Regions from separate parts of the Homo sapiens genome. Here region 1 is linked to region 2. A link is a loop called in an ENCODE intact Hi-C map of the cell type or tissue named here. Cell type or tissue: PC-9. All regions are shown on one strand. Links, peaks and the distances in the headings refer to the core of each region. The heading gives the core; the rest is flanking DNA. Region 1 overlaps PRKCE (protein kinase C epsilon). Region 2 overlaps PRKCE (protein kinase C epsilon).

Region 1 (8,334 bases), core at 215-8,214, 62 kb before region 2:
ACATCCATGTGTTTGAATCCCAGACGGTACTTACAGATATCTGAACTTAAAGAGGTTTTTAAATCTCTTTCAATCTCATTTTAGTCACCTGAAAATATTTATACTAATACCTTCCTCACAGAATGTGGTCAGGACCTAGCAGGGGCCCAAATCATAGATATTATTATTGTCATCAGTTGTCCTCATATCTCTTCCTCTTAACAAGGTGCTCCCTGTGGCTCAGTCTCCCTTTTTGAGCTGGAAACTCTGGGGAGAAGTACTTTGGACCTGACGAAGGCAGAGGCTGCATATAAGAATTAAGCGTTAGCAGGGAGAATGTCTTGACCTATGGGGAAAGATCTCTGCAGGTAGAGTTTGCAGTCCCTGGCTTGCAGTGGGAAGGGGGATGTGCTACATGCTCACCTGCCTCATGTAAGGGCTGCCACTTAGCCCTGGGTAGGGGTAGCTTTTAGGCAAAAAGAGATTCCTGAGGGATGAATGTAACAGGGGTGGCATGACATGTGACCCCTTCTCATACCCATCATATCATAAAGCAGTGACTCCTGAACGAGGACCAGCCACTTATTCGTCTCAGTCCTGGCTGTGGTGGGGACCTCAGATAGATGATTGGGCTTTGTCTCTACAGTTTTCTCTTCAAGACTATTCAAGATACTGCTAGTTATTCATCTTCCTTTGTTTCATTATTTTCCTCTTATATTTTTGTTATCTGACTCTGCAGTTTGGGTTTAACGGGAAGGAAACACTGCCTCTCTCTTCACTCCCCAGACACATTTTTAATGTCTGAACATCTACCAGGCTGGGCCTTTGGACCCGAATGAGCAGGGAGAAGCATATCCACAGAAGAACCCTGCGGTTCTTGGCTCTGCTTCACAGCAGTGGTGGGTATGTCGAGAGGCACAGAACTCGAGGGTTCTGTATAAACTTCGGGGGTATAAACCTGTGCAGACCTCAGCCTGCCATGAGAGGACATTTCTGTGCCTGTCTTAGTGTCCAGCGATCAGGGGGGCTTTGTGGATGATTTTTCTGAGTTAAGATTACAGTCTTCCCAGAGATTGGGCATTGCCTGACCAAAAGGGCTAGAAATAATATTGCCCTCCCAGAGTCCAAGGCTTTTTTTTTTTTTTTTTTTTTTTTTTTTGAGACAGAGTCTTGCTCTGTCGCCCAGCCTGGAGTGCAGTGGCACAATGTCAGCTCACTGCAAGCTCCACCTCCCAGGTTCACGCCATTCTCCCGCGTCAGCCTCCTGAGTAGCTGGGACTACAGGCACCCGCCACCACGCCTGGCTAATTTTTTGTGTTTTTTTAGTAGAGATGGAGTTTCACCATGTTAGCCAGGATGGTCTCGATCTCCTGACCTCGTAATCCGCCCGCCTCAGCCTCCTAAAGTGCTGAGATTACAGGCATGAGCCACCGTGCCCAGCCCCAGAGTCCAAGGCTTTTAAGAGAATCTAAAACCCTTTCCCTCAAGAAAGCCCGTTCACTGTGCCTTATGATTTAGTGAGAATTCTAATATACTGATGTGAGTTTAAAATAGGTGTGTGTGTGGTTGAATAGAGCAATTGTCTGGATTACTTAAGCCAAGAAAAAGGCAAGATTTAGAGAAAAATATTTGAGACCTTTATAATATATGTTTAGGGATCTTTCTTATGATTATGTATTCTAGAAGGTCCCAGGAACTCTTGTGCCATTGACCTGGGCTGGTGAGGACATACCAGGACAGTCCCATGAAGGTGTCCAACCTCTCCTGAGTGGCCCTCCACATGAATCAGGCTGCTATAGAATTGTTCCATCTGATGTTCCTGCTTGATCACAGTGTAGCGCAACCGTCAGTTCTAGGCACTGGCAGCTTCTCTTTGGATTAAGGTGGCAGGGAAGTAGTATTTCACAAGTATCAACTGTGCAAAGAACAGAGGTGCTAAGCTCAGCCTGTCACCTTGGCCTCTTGCCATCTGGTCTTCTGCATTTCCATAGGACAGACATTCTCAGGCATTGCTGTCCATCCTGCCAGGTCCCTGTGAAGCAGGGGGAGTGATTTTGCTATTGGCAGGAGTCTAAAAACCTAACATTTTTTTGTACAAAGAGAAGCACATCTCATAAAACCCAAATTCACAGTGAAAAATTTTCATTTAGTCTATCTTGCTCAGAGATTTGAGCCACCAAACACATGGCTGGAAAAATAAGCTGAGAGGGGTGTAAGGAACCCAGAAGCCCCATTTCTCTTCAAGCTCCTCAGCATTCTCCAGTGGGGAAGCCTTTATCATCTAATCTCATGCTGTGTATATACAACATGGTATCTGGCCATTGCTGCATGCAGCAGGCCAGATTTTGAAAAGATCTCTATGGGCATCAGTGCTTGCATCAAAGCTCCCAAGTTCTTTTTGTGTATTTGTCTAAATTATAAATCAGTGTTTTAGATGGAAGCAAGATTCAGAGGTATAATTAAGCCAGCTTGGAACCAGACACAGGCTGCTTTCCCCGTTTGTAATTAGCACCCCATCACAGAGGGTACCAGGTACCCCGGGGAACTCGGCTGAGAGAGAGTGACCCCACCCTTTGCCTTCTGTTTTCTCTTTGTATATGACTCTTCATCTTTGATTTTCTTTTTGATATAAGACATACAAATTTCCTTACTTTTAGATGCCTGTGTCAACCAAGGGCCTAAAGTTACAGAGGAAAGGACTTGCTTTATAATGTTACAGGGCAGGAGGATTGGGGTGAGGTTTCTCCATAAGGTGAATGATCATTTTCCCAGTGGCTTATGGGATTTTGGAGTGTGGGTACAGATGTAATGCTTGCTTAGTCTCGAAATGTTTCGTTTTTATTAGTCTTGTCTCCCCAACCAAATTGCTAGCTAGCCCTTGGAGATCAGAGACCATGACCTCACCTTCTCTTGGATCCTCCAAGGTACCCAGCTTAGGGCTGTGTCCAAGGGAAGCCAACTTCAGAGAGATGACCACACTCCTCTATGTTGGAGAATGTCACGTGAGAGTTGCTTTCTAGAACTTCCCAGGAAACAGTGTGCACAGATGGGCATGAGCTGCCTTGACACTGCAATATACAGGATTCTAAAGTAAACATCCCTGTGACCAGTAATAAGCAATTTGGTAACTGTGACCTGGTTGCTTTCATCCTAGTTTCAAATAATTAGATGATTAAGAAAAATGTGAAAGGAGATTGGAGAAACTGCTGAGGTCACTGTTGACACTTTGAATCAATGAGGAAATCAGAAGGCTGGGTTACCGTGAGTATGTGCTCCCCACCTCTACTGTCCGCCCTTAACTGAAATCAAGTGGGTCCTTGGATTGATGGGATTTGGTCTGTGTAGCCTTCATTTGCTTGTTAGCCAAGTTCATGGTTTATACATCTGTCCCCACCCTCCTCTGTGGCTGGCCAGAGACGCTAATTCAGTCATCACACATGGTGCTGTTCCTGAGAAGGATGCCTGTTCGGAGAAAAAAAAAGCCCCTTGAAGGTCTGGCTAGAGAAATAGGAGGAGTAAAAGCATCCTATACTGAAATGAGGGAAAGGAGAAAGAGTAGCACTGAGAGTGTACTGCAGCGGTTAGGTCTGGGAGGGGAAAAAAAACCGGAGAGCAGGCATTTCACTTGGAGAATCTAAAGAATTGCAGGGTGGTTTCTCTTGCTATTGTTTGAAGGGAAGCCAGCAGTCAAGAAAATTATTGGTCAAATTTCACAGAAGAAGGAACATGACACAGAGGATTTTAGTTTTAATAGCTCAGAATCAAATCTGATGTTTCAAGGAAAGTGAAGAGAACAATTGACTATCAAAAGTACTGGAGAATCTGCCACTGAGCTCTTCCCAAAAGCAAGTGAGGGCACCAGAGGGGTGGGAGTTTCTGTCCTTTGCCATAAGGAAATAGACTGACTTTTTTAAACCAACATACCAGAGTTTACACATTCAAATGAGTATTGTCCTCTCCTTTAACTGTCCTTTTGGGAGACTTCATTCTCAGGGCAAAAATACTGCTTTTACATTGAATACATCTACATGCCTCTCTAGGTTTTTATTTGACTACATAGTCTCTTTTGTGGCTAATAATCCTGCTTTGGGAGTAGATCTGATTTCTGAAAATCATTTTGTATCCAAAATAATGTAAGCCTGTAAAGGAAAAACCTGATTTTTCTGAGTTGGCTTTGAAATGATGGATTCTGAAATTAATTCTACATGAGGTCCAGAAATCACATGGGCAGAGATTTCCGGGCTCCCCATGGTACCTTCTGGGGAGCCAGAAGTTCAGCCAAGCTGGGTGATTACTCACCTTTGAGTCAGACACTCCTGGGATGGGATCCTCCCTTCACATGTGGGTCCTAAGCCAGTTCTTTTTACCTTCTGATCCTCAATTTTCTCACTTAAAAGCTGGGATAGTAATAGTATCTACCTCACGGGATTACTGTGAATATTAAATGAGGTGATACTTGGGAAAACACATAGGAAGGGCTTAGTAATTGCTTATTATTATTACTGATCCCTTACATTGCCATAATGTGGAGCCAGGTACATAGTAGGTAATCACTGAATCTTTGTCAACTAGTTGCAGGGTTGTTGCTAAGGATGTCAGGTTTTGACTTGAAAGTACACCTGTATTTAAAGAGTGGGGTCATCTGAGGTAACTCCAAGACTAGAAAAACATTTCTAATCCTCAATCCTGTAAAACACTTCAAAATGGCATTTGTTCACCTCTAAGATCTACCCTAGCTCTAATAGTCCATGAAATCATGATGCTGAATTACATAAAACAAGGGGATTAATGTGAACAATAAGAAAAAATGTTGACCAATAGCATGGATAATTGAAGAATAAATGGTCAGAACCAGGCAACTCTAGAGGAAAAGCTTAGAGGACAGTTTCGTGGAATTATCAACTGGAGAGACTCCTTTGAGGTTGTTTAGAATGACGACATCATTGTTTAACTTGAGCATGGGAACCATCACCAGGAGGAAACCTACCTGAAATTCTACACTCAGAAGAGTTGGCACTTGGGTAGCTGTGGGACACGGTGGAGAAAGAAACTACCCAAAGTTGGCCAAAGAGCTTGTCACTGTTCTACAATGATCTCAAATTGGTAAAGGAGGTTTTCACAGCTTTTCCAAAGGTTTGAAAAAGAAAATAGCTACTGGTGGCTGTGAAAACACTGCATTGGCTGCAAAAATCAGTGTGATCTGGTATCAGAAGCAAGGTGTTAAATATTATCCAAAAAATGCAGACACAATATACTCTTCATGGAAAGCCTTGGACTAACAAAAGAGAAAAATGGAGATGAGACTATTATATGATAATCACTGCCTAACAACTGGCTTCAATAAGGAGGCTCCCCATGCTGTTGTAACCACAGAATACAGAGCATGAAGAAATGGACTTAAGTTACAGCCAAAGAGATGGAGGATGAGACCTAAGGAAAAAGACTTTCTTACCCTTCTTGAAGATAAAGCATAAGAATGAAGATCCCTAGAGATGGATGGGAGTCGCTGTGGAATCTGGCAGTTTGGGCGTTGACCTGTCCGATAGCAAACCCAGAGCAATGGCCCCAGGGAGTCTGGGAGCCTCCAAGAAAGCAGAGACTTCACCCAAGAGTCTCATTCGAACAACCTGACTGAATCTCAGCCTGCAACAGATGGAGCAAAAGTTCCATCTTAGGATGCTGGAGACTAAATGGGTTAGAAGTAGAGGGGGAAGTGCACGAACTCGGCTCCAGGAGGAAGAGAGCAAATGGCCCATGGAAGTTTTCCTATCTCTGGCTCCTTGGAACCATGGAGTCAACACGATAAAATTAGCAGAGCTAAGTAGGCAGATTTGTGGGGTTGGAGGCATAATTGGTCCTGTTTTTCTCTAGTCTTGACCTAACTGAAGTTCACTGGGTATGTAATGGAAAAAAAACAACCAGCTTGATATAAAAATACAGGAAATGCCTGCAATCACTGCTGATTACAGTAGCAGCTTTCCTTCTGTTATTTTTGTGAAAGAGAAAAAAAAAGGGGGGGTTATTAGGGTGTTTTTTTTTCCCTTTCCTAAACTTTGGAAACAACTTGGGCTATTAGTTCTTTTTAGGGCATTCTTTACTCTAGCTAAATGATGTCACTTAATCTTTATAAATAAAGTGGGTGGGGGGAGACATTCAAATTCTTATCATAAATAAAATTCCTGAGTATAAAATACATACAAATGGTTCTAAATATGGTTTATTGGCCCTAAGGGCTTGTGTTTTCCGAATTCCCCTAATTTCTAATCTTTCTAGGCTGAACAGGATAAATTGAGTTTTTAGTGTAGTGCCTCATTTTGCAGTATGGTTTGCATTAGTGCTAGGAGAGGAACATTGTTTCCAGCAATTTATCTCCCAGAAACCATCTCTGCTTAGCAAGTGAAGAAATATTTGCAAAGAGACTCTTTCAACTAGTGATTGAGAAACACGCATTGTTCCGGCAGCAGAGAGACAGTACGTAGATTCTCACTAAAATGGAGCTTGTGAGGAACACTCCACCCAGTGTGTTAGTATCACTACTTATATCTTAATTTTGGCTTCAGGATTCTCAACTCCCGTTGCTAGAATTTAGATAGAACTGTTGAAGTCTGTAATGATAATGTGTCTTTTAAAATGTCACCTTGGAATTTGTTGGATTCTCCTGGCTTTTAGTTGGCGGGTACCCTGGGAGTTTGTAGCTGGGAGGCTCCTTGGGCACCTTTTGGAGATGCTATGCTTTGTCTGTTAAGCCCTGGGGCTCCTTTGTTCATAAGTTTTCAAAAGATGCTGTCATTCTGGGACTTAGAAAACTCTTCTCCCCAACATGAAGCTCAGATAAAAAATAGAATTTGGTTTTTAAGCAGTAGCATTGCTAAGAGGAAACGCACTGACCTCATGTTCAGACACTCATCAACCATAGTCTCTTCACCTCCCCAGTGAAAAGTGGTTCTTGATGTTCCTCTAGCATAATGGTTCTCAACCACTAGTGGTTATTTTACCTCCAGGGAAGATTTGGCAATGTCTAGAGACATTTTTGGTTGCTGAAACTTGGGGATGGGGGCCAGGAGAGTGCTGCTGGCATCTAGTGGGTAGAGGCCAAGGATACTGGTAAACATTCTGCAATGCACAGGACGGTCCTCACAACAAAGATTTATCCAGCCTAACATGTCAGTAGTGCCCAGGCTGGAAAACCCGCTCTAGATGCAAAGTTCTCTGCTCATGTGACTCTGAAGGTTTGGGGGTAGCTGTGAGCTAACAGGTCTCTTGTTTTGGCTAGTAAGATTTATACAGATTTTGCCATGGTGTTTAGGTAGAGTACAGCCATATTTGCAGGTTTTTCAGACCCTGGAGAAATCAGATGTAGATGATGTAGGCTTTTTTAACTCTTCTGAAGATAGGAGAAGGCATAAGGGGAGAGACTTCCATTTGTCATTTCACTTCCTTTCTCTACTCAACACGTTTTTGTAACTTCTCAGATTGTATTGACCTTTCTTTCAAAGGATGCCACCCATGTTTCAAAAACCAGAGGCTTGTCTTCTTTTCCTGTCAACGTTAAGTCAAGAAGTATATTTAATCTATCCATACTGTAAAAACTAGAATAGTCTGAATAGAATCCTGCCTTCTTACCGATGTATTAATATCAGTTTTCCACCACTCACAGCTGTTACGTTTGTTCACCATGAATCTGTGGCACTTGACCTACATGATCAGGAAGATGATTTTTAAAAACCTAACTCAGTCAAAGCTGTAAAATTTATTGTCTAAGAAAGCATAGGAGCCTTTTGGACTACTTGGATTCATTCCCAAAGTAAAACCCTTTCTTTTGAGATAAATTGTGTTTCAACCAAACCAAACTTTTTAAAATGTCACTTTACCATCACAGCTCCATCTAACCAGAGTATCTTCACCCACCCTTTCAGCAACTTTTATGGGGATGTTTATGCCAATAATGCTTTGGCATTCTTGGGGTTAATAAGCTTAAGAATGCACAGGCAGACAATTTTCATTTCCACCTTGGTGCACCCGTTGTAAAGTAGGCGTTGTATTGTTTATGGCCTCTTGGGGCCAGACTGCCTTGAATGTTTTATGGCATGAGATCAGTCCCCATGATCTGAGGTGGGCCCCACCCTGCACACTGAGAGATGTCCCCTGGTTCTGTTCTCTCTGACACCAAGGTGCCTGGCACAGTCATTGCCTGTCTTTGACATACAGGTACCTGCAACTCCCTGCCCAGTCTGTACAGCATCACACAGTGGACTCTGAGATATTATAGAGGGGCCCATAGGGAATTTACAGGACCCGGCATGGTGCTGGGCTTGTAAAAGATGGCTAAAAGATATTGACCAATTGGTGGATGGG
Region 2 (8,334 bases), core at 157-8,156:
TCCTTCCTTGTTTTTCTAAAATCCTTCCTTCCTTGTTTTTCCTTTCTTATTCCAGAAAGTTTAAAGATGTCCCACCAGTATATATAAAGTTTACTATGAATGTAATGTCAGCGAAAAGAAAGAAAGAGAAAACAGCACAGGAAGGCAAAAAAGCATCAGAAATGTTCTTTTGGGTGGGTCACATATTTGGCTATTTGCCTCCAGTGAAAACTAATTGGTTCTAGATTTCATGTGCAGGGGAGATAAATGCACACAGGTGGCCTAGGTGAAACAATGATTATTCTGTGAACTGAGACCAAATAGAAAGTTCTCTCCTGGATCATCCCAAAGACAATTCTGTTTGTTCTAACCATACAGTTGTGATCTTAGATATATTGAGGAAGGAACAATGCCAATAATTTACTCGATGTCACCTACTGTTCTCGCCACTTGATTGTATTCTTTCATTTAATCCTCATAACAAATATATGGGAAGGCCTACTAATGTCCCCATTTTATGGATGAGAAAATGGCGGCACAGAGATTACATAATTGGCCCAAGGCCACAAAGTTAGTAACTGGAGAAGCAGGCATGGAATTCAGGCAGTCTGGCTGTAGAGCATGAAGGCTAAGCCACTAAGCTACCTCTCACAGATCGGCATTTAAAGAAACCAGTCTGATTCCATGAGAGTTCTCAGATGTCCTGATTTTATAAATACCAATATAAAATAGACCAAGAAGTCATGAAGCTGAGAAGGAATGCCAGTATATAGCATGAACTTGCTATGTGTTGGAGGAGGCCAAATCTAGTATGGTCTTAGGCTCCTGAAAAAGCCTTTGGACAACAATGAAAACAGGCCTTTTGAAATTGTTAAAAGAAGAAAGAAAGAGACCCACGGCCTTTATATGGAGGGACTCCACCAGGCTGCCCACCAGAATCACTTATGGAGCTTTAAAAACTCACCGTCTGGAGATTCCAATTCATCAGGTCTAGGATGACTCTCAGGTGTCTAAATGGCTGTGTTTGGTTTTTATGCACAGCCAGGATTGAGAACCACTGTGTTAAAAAATGGCAAAAAGCAGACCTGTTATTTTGCCTCCAATTTTCCCCAAAGAGAAATAGCTCCAAAGTACAAAGATAAGGGTGAAAACCACTAAGAGGAAATTGAAACCCAAGAGAGGCAAATTACATTTAATAAAGCTCACCTGGGGAGCCCTATTATTCCATGCCCAGACCAGATCCCAAAGCAGTTCAACAGAATCCCTAGAGTGGGACGAGCAGCTCCGTGCGTTGAAGCTCCCCCAGGTGACTCCAGTGTAGGCCCAGGTGAATTACATTCCAGGTTACGGAAGAATCTGCTCTGCCTACTGCTTGGTAAATTGGAAATGATGGGATAGAGTAATGATACCAAGTGATAGGAGAAAGGCAAACCGTCTCCCAGTATTCAGAAACTGGGAAAATGTGAACTTAGGACACTTTGAAATTGATATTATTAAAGGAAGTTTCTATAAATTCTTAATGAGAAGATAGTTTGTGGACATTTAGGGGGCAGTAGTAATCACTTGAAGCAATTAACTTCATTTCCAGCAGAGAAATGCTCAGCCATTTGTATCTTTATTCCAGCAAAGCAACTGAGCAAAATGAAAACAGTGACCATGGCTGGTTGCTTCTCAATGAATTTCACAACCACACCCCAAAGAGTGCTGGTGGGACTTGATGTCACCTATGTGAGAGGGCTGTTTCAGGGGCCAGGTCAAAGGGCTCTGGTCCTGATCCTGTGCTAAACAATATTTGCATGAGTGTCCCAACAGAGAGATAGGAGGCATGCCAATCAAATTTTAGGATGACATAAAGCTGGAGGATACAGCAGATAAGATGGATGATAGAATTAAAATGGCATTTGCATTGTATTTTAGGGTTTATCTGAGCTTTACCTATAACCCTCAGAAAGCTAGGTATGTCTGTTATCTCTACTTCCTAGGTAAATACACTGAGATTCAGAGAGGTAAGTTGCAGAATCATGGTGATCTTGACAGGCTAGAAATATGTCCCAAAATAAGAAGAAATCAAGTGTAAAGGATTACGTTTGGATTTTAAAAACCAATTTCAGGCCGAGTATGGTAGCTCACACCTGTAATCCCAGCAGTTTGGAAGGCTGAGGTGGGAGGATCACTTGAGCCCAGGAATTCAAGACCAGCCAGGACAACACAGCGAGATTTCATCTCTCTACTTTATATACTTAAAAAAATTTTTTTAAATCAATTTCAGAAAAATAAGATTGGAGTTTGTATTAGTTGCCCAGGGCTACCATAACAAAGTACCAAAACCTGGGTGGCTTATCTAACAACAGAAATTTATGATCTCATGGTTTGAGGCTAGAAGTCTGAAATCAAGGTGTTGGCAGGGTCTTGCTCCCTCTGAAACCTACAGAGGAATCTTTCCTTGCCTCTTTCAGCTCTGGTAGCCACAGACTTTCACTGGCTCGTGCCACACAGCTTCAGTCTTCACACATATGTCCCTGTGTCTCTTCCCTCTGTGCATGTCTGTCTCTGTGTCCAATTTCCCCTCTTATAAGGACACCAGTCATATTGGATCAGGGCCCACTCTAATGACCTCATCTTCGTTTGATTACGTCTGCAAAGAACTTATTTCCAAATAAGACCACATCCTGTGGTACTGGGGGTTAAAACTTCACATATCTTTTTGGGGAGACACAATTCAACTCATAACATGGTAAAATTGGATTGATACAACTAAGATAGTGTCAATGTTTTCTCATAGCTACTTAAGAAATTATAAAACATTGATACTATCTTAGACAATGTTAATGTAATTTAAGGGTTCACGCCAAGTAGAAAGTAACACCACTGCACTTGGCACTGTTCAGACCGCAGAGGCAGGAACTGAGCAGTCACTTCTGGCCACTACCAAGGATATGGATTTAAAAAAAAATGGCTGGGCATGGTGGCTCACACCTGTGATCCCAGCACTTTGGGAGGCTGAGGCAGGTGGGTCACCAGAGGTCAGGAGTTCGAGACCAGCCTGACCAACAGGGAGATACCCCATCTCTACTAAAAATACAAAAGCTAGCCAGGCGTGGTGGCACATGCCTGTAATCCCAGCTACTCAGGAGGCTGAGGCAGAAGAATTGCTTGAACCCGGGAGGCGGAGGTTGCAGTGAGCCAAGATTGTGCTATTGCACTCCAGCCTGGGCAACAAGAGCGAAACTCTGTCTCAAAAAAAAATAGAGCACTGCCATGGACTCCCAGTAGAAAGTTCCATGGGCAGTCCAGTGCCAGATGACCCCTCTATACATTTTGACCTGTTTACTGTAAAGAAAATCCAAAAGTATGAACATTTCTTGGCTAACAAAATTATAAAGAGGAAGAAGGGATGACAGATGATTATGTTTAGAGAAATTTTTAACTTGAGAGTTAGATTCTCATTTTTGCCAGGCAGGGCACTATGCAGTGATACCTTCCTTATTTCATTTAACTTCACACATCAGTATGTGTGTGTAAACATATACACATATATTCTTTTAATTCGAATGTATGGCTATGAAGAATATATGTATCTATATGAGGATCTAGTTAATGGTGAGGAAGTGTTCTAATTGTTTAAATTCTTTTTCTTTTAGAATATTTAAAAGAGAAAAGTGGAGCATAGACAAGAATATGGACATTTCAAAGCTAGGACGGACTTGGGATTTGGCTGTTATAGTGACTAAAATTATTTCCGGCCAATGAACGTTAAGTATCTGCTGTGTGCCCTGCCTTGCAGTAGGTACCTTGAGGGGTATGATGGGGAATATAATACACATGAAATAGCAGAAGGGGCTAAATGCATGATCCAGACAGTGCCATAGGAGCCGGGAGGAGGGCAGGGTGGAAGGAGACTGGAGTTACGGAAGTCATAAGAAGGAGCCTCACGTGGGACCTAGAAGGATGCTGGCATTTAGGAGACCACGTAGAGACAGCATGTCTCAGTTCAGGTCACACCCCATGAGGCAGAGGACCTCTGGGTTGGGGTCACTATGCTACTTGTGCTGTTGCTGTCACGCCAAGCAGAGTTAAGGGGGAAGGCAGGGACCAATAAGGCAGCCACATGAAAGCTAGCCCTATGCCCCAGCCTGTAAGATCAGGGAGTTTTCTCAGTGCTTTAAAACAAAGTCATCTGTTGATCTCCTGGGAATCAGATGAAGACAGAAGCAGACACTGCTGGCTCCTCCGAAAGCTCAAGTTTATGACGTCAGCACAGTGAGGGCTGTGAGAGATTGTGCTGGCCAGACAGGAAGTAAGCATTGACGCTGCCTGCCTACCTCTGCCCTGGGCTCCCAACACCACCACAGCCGCTGAGTCTCTAGGCCTCAGAGCTGCCTGAGCTCTGAGGCAGGCCCAGTCTCTGAGAGGGATCTGGACTGACCTGAAACTCTTATTTCCTCCCTTCCTGACTACAGACACCAAAAATGTGCCCTTCCCCCAGAGTCAGTCCCAGATTTCTCAAATCTAAGACCTTATTTCTGAAATGATGCCAGAGGGAATCGGAATGTTGTTTTCCTCTAACATCAGCCACAGGGGTCAGACATACCCACAAAGTCCCTAAACATATCTGTCTTGATGGAATTTTCCCAAACCCTGGTCGAACCTGTTTGTTTCTATCTTGTGTCAGCAATTAGAAAACTCTAGTGCCCCAAGTCCTGGGAGAAGAAATTTCATTAATTGGGCCTAAGCCTACCTGTTTTGCAGACCCCATGGGCCTAGTGATGGTCTGGGATGCCTGGCTCTAGGCCCTTCATGAATCAGACTACAGCCATCCCCCCCAACTCCCTGCCTCCACTTCCCAAAATCAAAACACCCCCTGACAGCACAGCAGCCCCTGACCCTGAACCCAGATCACGTTACTGGCTCTAGATAAAGTAGCAGCAAGAGAGGTGCATTTATTAATTTTTTCTAGCAGATATCTATGGAGTATGCAGTATGTGCCAGGCATTGTGCTAGGCTGGGGATAGAATGGTGAGTTCAACCCAGTCTCTGCCTGCAAGGAGCTCATAGATTAGTTGAAAAGAAGAGGCCTCCTCAGTGTGGTGAGTACTAAGTTAGGAGAGATGGTGAGGGCACCCACAAGAAGCTTTGCTCAAGCAGCCCTGGAGGGATGAGGAGGGTTCCTGAAGAAAGGGCATGTACATGGAGGTGGGGAAATTGCATGGATGTGGGGCAGAAGGCAGGGATAGGGGAGGGCATTCCAGGTAGAGGGCTAGCTATGCAAGGCTGGAGGCAAGAGAAAGCAGGAGGAAGCCCCATGGTTGGGCAGTGCCAGGGAGATGAACCTGGGGGATGAGGCAAGGACAAGCTCCTGAAGGGCCTCAGAAGCAGGTGAGCGAAAGAACTCAGGACTTTACCCCAAAAGCCGTGATGTGCAATGAAGCATCTCAATTGCTGGAGGAAGCACTAGGATGTTCAGGCAGGCCCAGGCTCAGTCCTAGTTCAGGATTTGGAGGCACAGAAAGAAAGGTAAGACTCAGCCCCTAACTTCAGGAAACTCACTGATGGGCAGATACCATGCACTGTGTTGGGAAACAACCAAGCTGTGCATGATGCATGCCCATGGCACACGAATGCTAAGATTTGAAGGCATGATGGGAGCTATCATTTATTGAGTGCACTCTGTATGCCAGGTTCTGCAGAAGGAACCTAATATCACATCTCACTCAGTCCTCAAGGAAACCTATAGTGTGCCTGTTACCACCCCCGTGTGACAGATGGAAAGACCACGGCTTAAAGAGGTTAACTTCACAGCGTCAATAACCAGGAAAGGATGGCACCAGAATGAGCTCAGCCGGTGATCTTCCTCCTACTCTATTCAGCCTTCCCTAAGTGTGGGCCAAAGGTTGTAGAAAAGGCTTCACGGATTAGGAAGGGACTGGCGAGTTAGAATGTTGTTCCCTGTGTCCCACTGTCATCTCTCAGGCTCTGCAGTGGGGGCCAGGAGCCTGACATTTAGGCATTAGGGGAGGCAGGGATGACTGAGGATCAGGATAAACAAGTGTCTCTGAGAGCCTGCCCCTCAGAATCTTTAAGTCGAGTCCAGTGCCTGCTCTGTGCGGGAGGTAGCAGCTTTTCAAAGAATAAAATCAGCGAGTAAAGAATATAATCTGCAGTTCTTTGCAAATTTGACGATGCTGTGCTGCCTACATACCATTAATAGGGGATGGGTTTTCCCAGAGATGTTTGCTTTGGAAAACTCCCAAGCCTCTACTGTTAACAGTTAGAGATTGCACATAGTGGGGATGGTTATTTGAATTAGAAATGGGTAACTCACATGCACCTGAAATGTCTCCAAGTAAAGTAGGGTAGGGGCCAAGTTGTATAAGGAGATGGGTGAGCCAAGTCTGTAACGATCATGAAGAATGGCATACTCTCTCAAATGCCACAGATGATTCTGGAACCTCAAGAATCTCAGAGCTGAGCTAAATGGCTCTCCAAGATAGCCCACCATGGAGCTAAGGTCCTCTGGAATGACACCACTAGCAGTATTGACTGAGCCTGGTTCCCTGATTCACAACAGCAAGTCGTGAAATTCAGACATCCTGTAGGATCTAGCTTTACCACTATGCTCAGTTGACCTCAAGAAATGAAACCAGCTTCCATGATTAACAGACACTAATGACCAACAGGTGAAACACAATCAGGTAAATGGGGAGAGCCAGTGCCAGAGGGCTTACAGATTTTCTGAAGTTCTTCATACACAGGTTCCCCTCATTAGCAGCCATCTGGGAGGGAGCTGGGGATGATTCTGAAACCTGGAGAATCCCGGTCACTATATCATACATTAGTTGAAAAGAGGGAGCCTCCTCAGTGTGGTGAGTGCCAAGTTAGGAGAGATGGTGAAGGCATCTCCTGCCTACACGCCTTGTACAGCCAGCCCTCTGCCTGGATTATACCGGTCTACCACATACCTGGGCAAGGCTCGTCCTTAGTGACGTTACAAATGGAATATTCTTCTTGCCCTATTCCTTGACTCTCTTTTTCTCCTTACTGCCACCCCTACTACTCCATTATCCCCTTCGGCTCCAGCTCCCCCGGCGTGGATGCTCCTGGCTTGCCTTCTGGGATGATACCCAGGGCTTCCCTAATTGTTGCCACAGCCTACCCAGCCCGCTCCTCCCTCTGGACTGACTCACTTCGCCAGGCACAGAGGGCCCATAGCCTGCAATCCTCCCCAGTCAGTGAATCCCTCCCCCTTCCACAGAGATCTTCAGAAGAGGTGTCGCCACACCCTTTGCCCAGGCGCCACCCTCCCGCGTCAGTGTGCGTCACCGTGGGGATGGTCTTTGTTGTTTCCCTCTCAAGCAGGGCCCTCCTTTTCCTCTTGTTCTGTACACACTGGAGAGGGAGAACAGATGGTCCTCCTGCCGGGGGCCAGCCCTCCTGGCAGAGGTGACCAAACCACCCGGCTTTCCCATCTCAGGGGCATCATGGACACCCCTCAGCTATAGGTTCTGTTTCTGGGGATCCCTTGGGTTTTCTGTGTGTCCCCCCCTTCCCCCTTCCAAGGTCTCTGAGACCTGCTGACCTATGCAGCTCAAGCCCAGAGAGAAGACACCAGGCAGGACTGGTGGTGCTAAAAGATGGTAGAAATCAGTTTGTCCCTCCTCCGTGCTGTTTGTGATTTTGATTTCAACCTGGGACGAGTTGAAAACAGTCCCCCGCGCAGCTCACCCGGCCCACGTTACCCACTATCTTCCCGGACTCACAGCTGTCTCCACCCATGCTTGCCTACTGGCAGGCCTTTCCGGCTTTATTTTGCCTAGTGGTGTTACCAAAATGTCTCCTGGTTGAACTTGACTCTTGTTATATCTTCCAATTTCTCCCGTGTCCAGATTTCCAGACCTTACCCACTGTGGAAGGCATCACACTGAAGCCCAGACATGAGTTCTGGGTCTGCTCTTACCCAGTCCAGTGACCCTGGGAAAGTCAACAAACCTCTCTGAGCCAGTTTCCTCATCTGCAGGATCAGGATGTTACCAGCCTGTTCTGAGGATCAAATGAGCGAATAAATGCAAAGATTCTTTGTAAACTGTAAACCAACATTCTCCAAACTGCATTCTGCAGACCCTGCTCTCAGGAGAGGTGTTCATAAACTATTTAGGAAAACAAAAAAGTTTTAGGTCAAGTTTGAGGAAGGCTAGCCTAAACAAAGCAAACTAGATTTCCTCACTCTAGAATTTCTCAGAGACTAACTTGCCAATGTGCATAGCAAATCTCCAAGAGCAGGGTAGAAAACATGGCTTTATGTCAAAACTGCTTTTTTCATGGACTACTTATTAACTTCTTTAGGTTAGTGGTTTCCAC

What was found. A loop is a pair of places that touch in the nucleus more often than their neighbours do. Peaks named below come from ENCODE experiments on the same cell type or tissue, not always from the same donor. Only the 100,000 strongest peaks of a DNase experiment are listed, where the experiment ranks them.
Region 1: it touches region 2 in a loop (4-fold over the local background); 10 of 110 quality-filtered maps call a loop at or near these places.

What each region holds. Positions count from the first base shown.
Region 1 is chr2:46,113,298-46,121,631 of GRCh38, forward strand. All of the region lies in intron 11 of PRKCE (protein kinase C epsilon), which reads left to right. Among named protein-coding and RNA genes, the nearest start is that of EPAS1, 180 kb to the right of the region's middle. RefSeq lists an enhancer at 3,641-4,840. In PC-9, for the core only: no CTCF peak of the experiment used is centred there; a DNase peak (open chromatin) is centred at 4,274; H3K27ac peaks cover 2,671 bases.
Region 2 is chr2:46,175,045-46,183,378 of GRCh38, forward strand. All of the region lies in intron 14 of PRKCE (protein kinase C epsilon), which reads left to right. Among named protein-coding and RNA genes, the nearest start is that of EPAS1, 120 kb to the right of the region's middle. RefSeq lists an enhancer at 4,204-4,704. In PC-9, for the core only: a CTCF peak has its summit at 4,554; a DNase peak (open chromatin) is centred at 4,487; H3K27ac peaks cover 3,133 bases.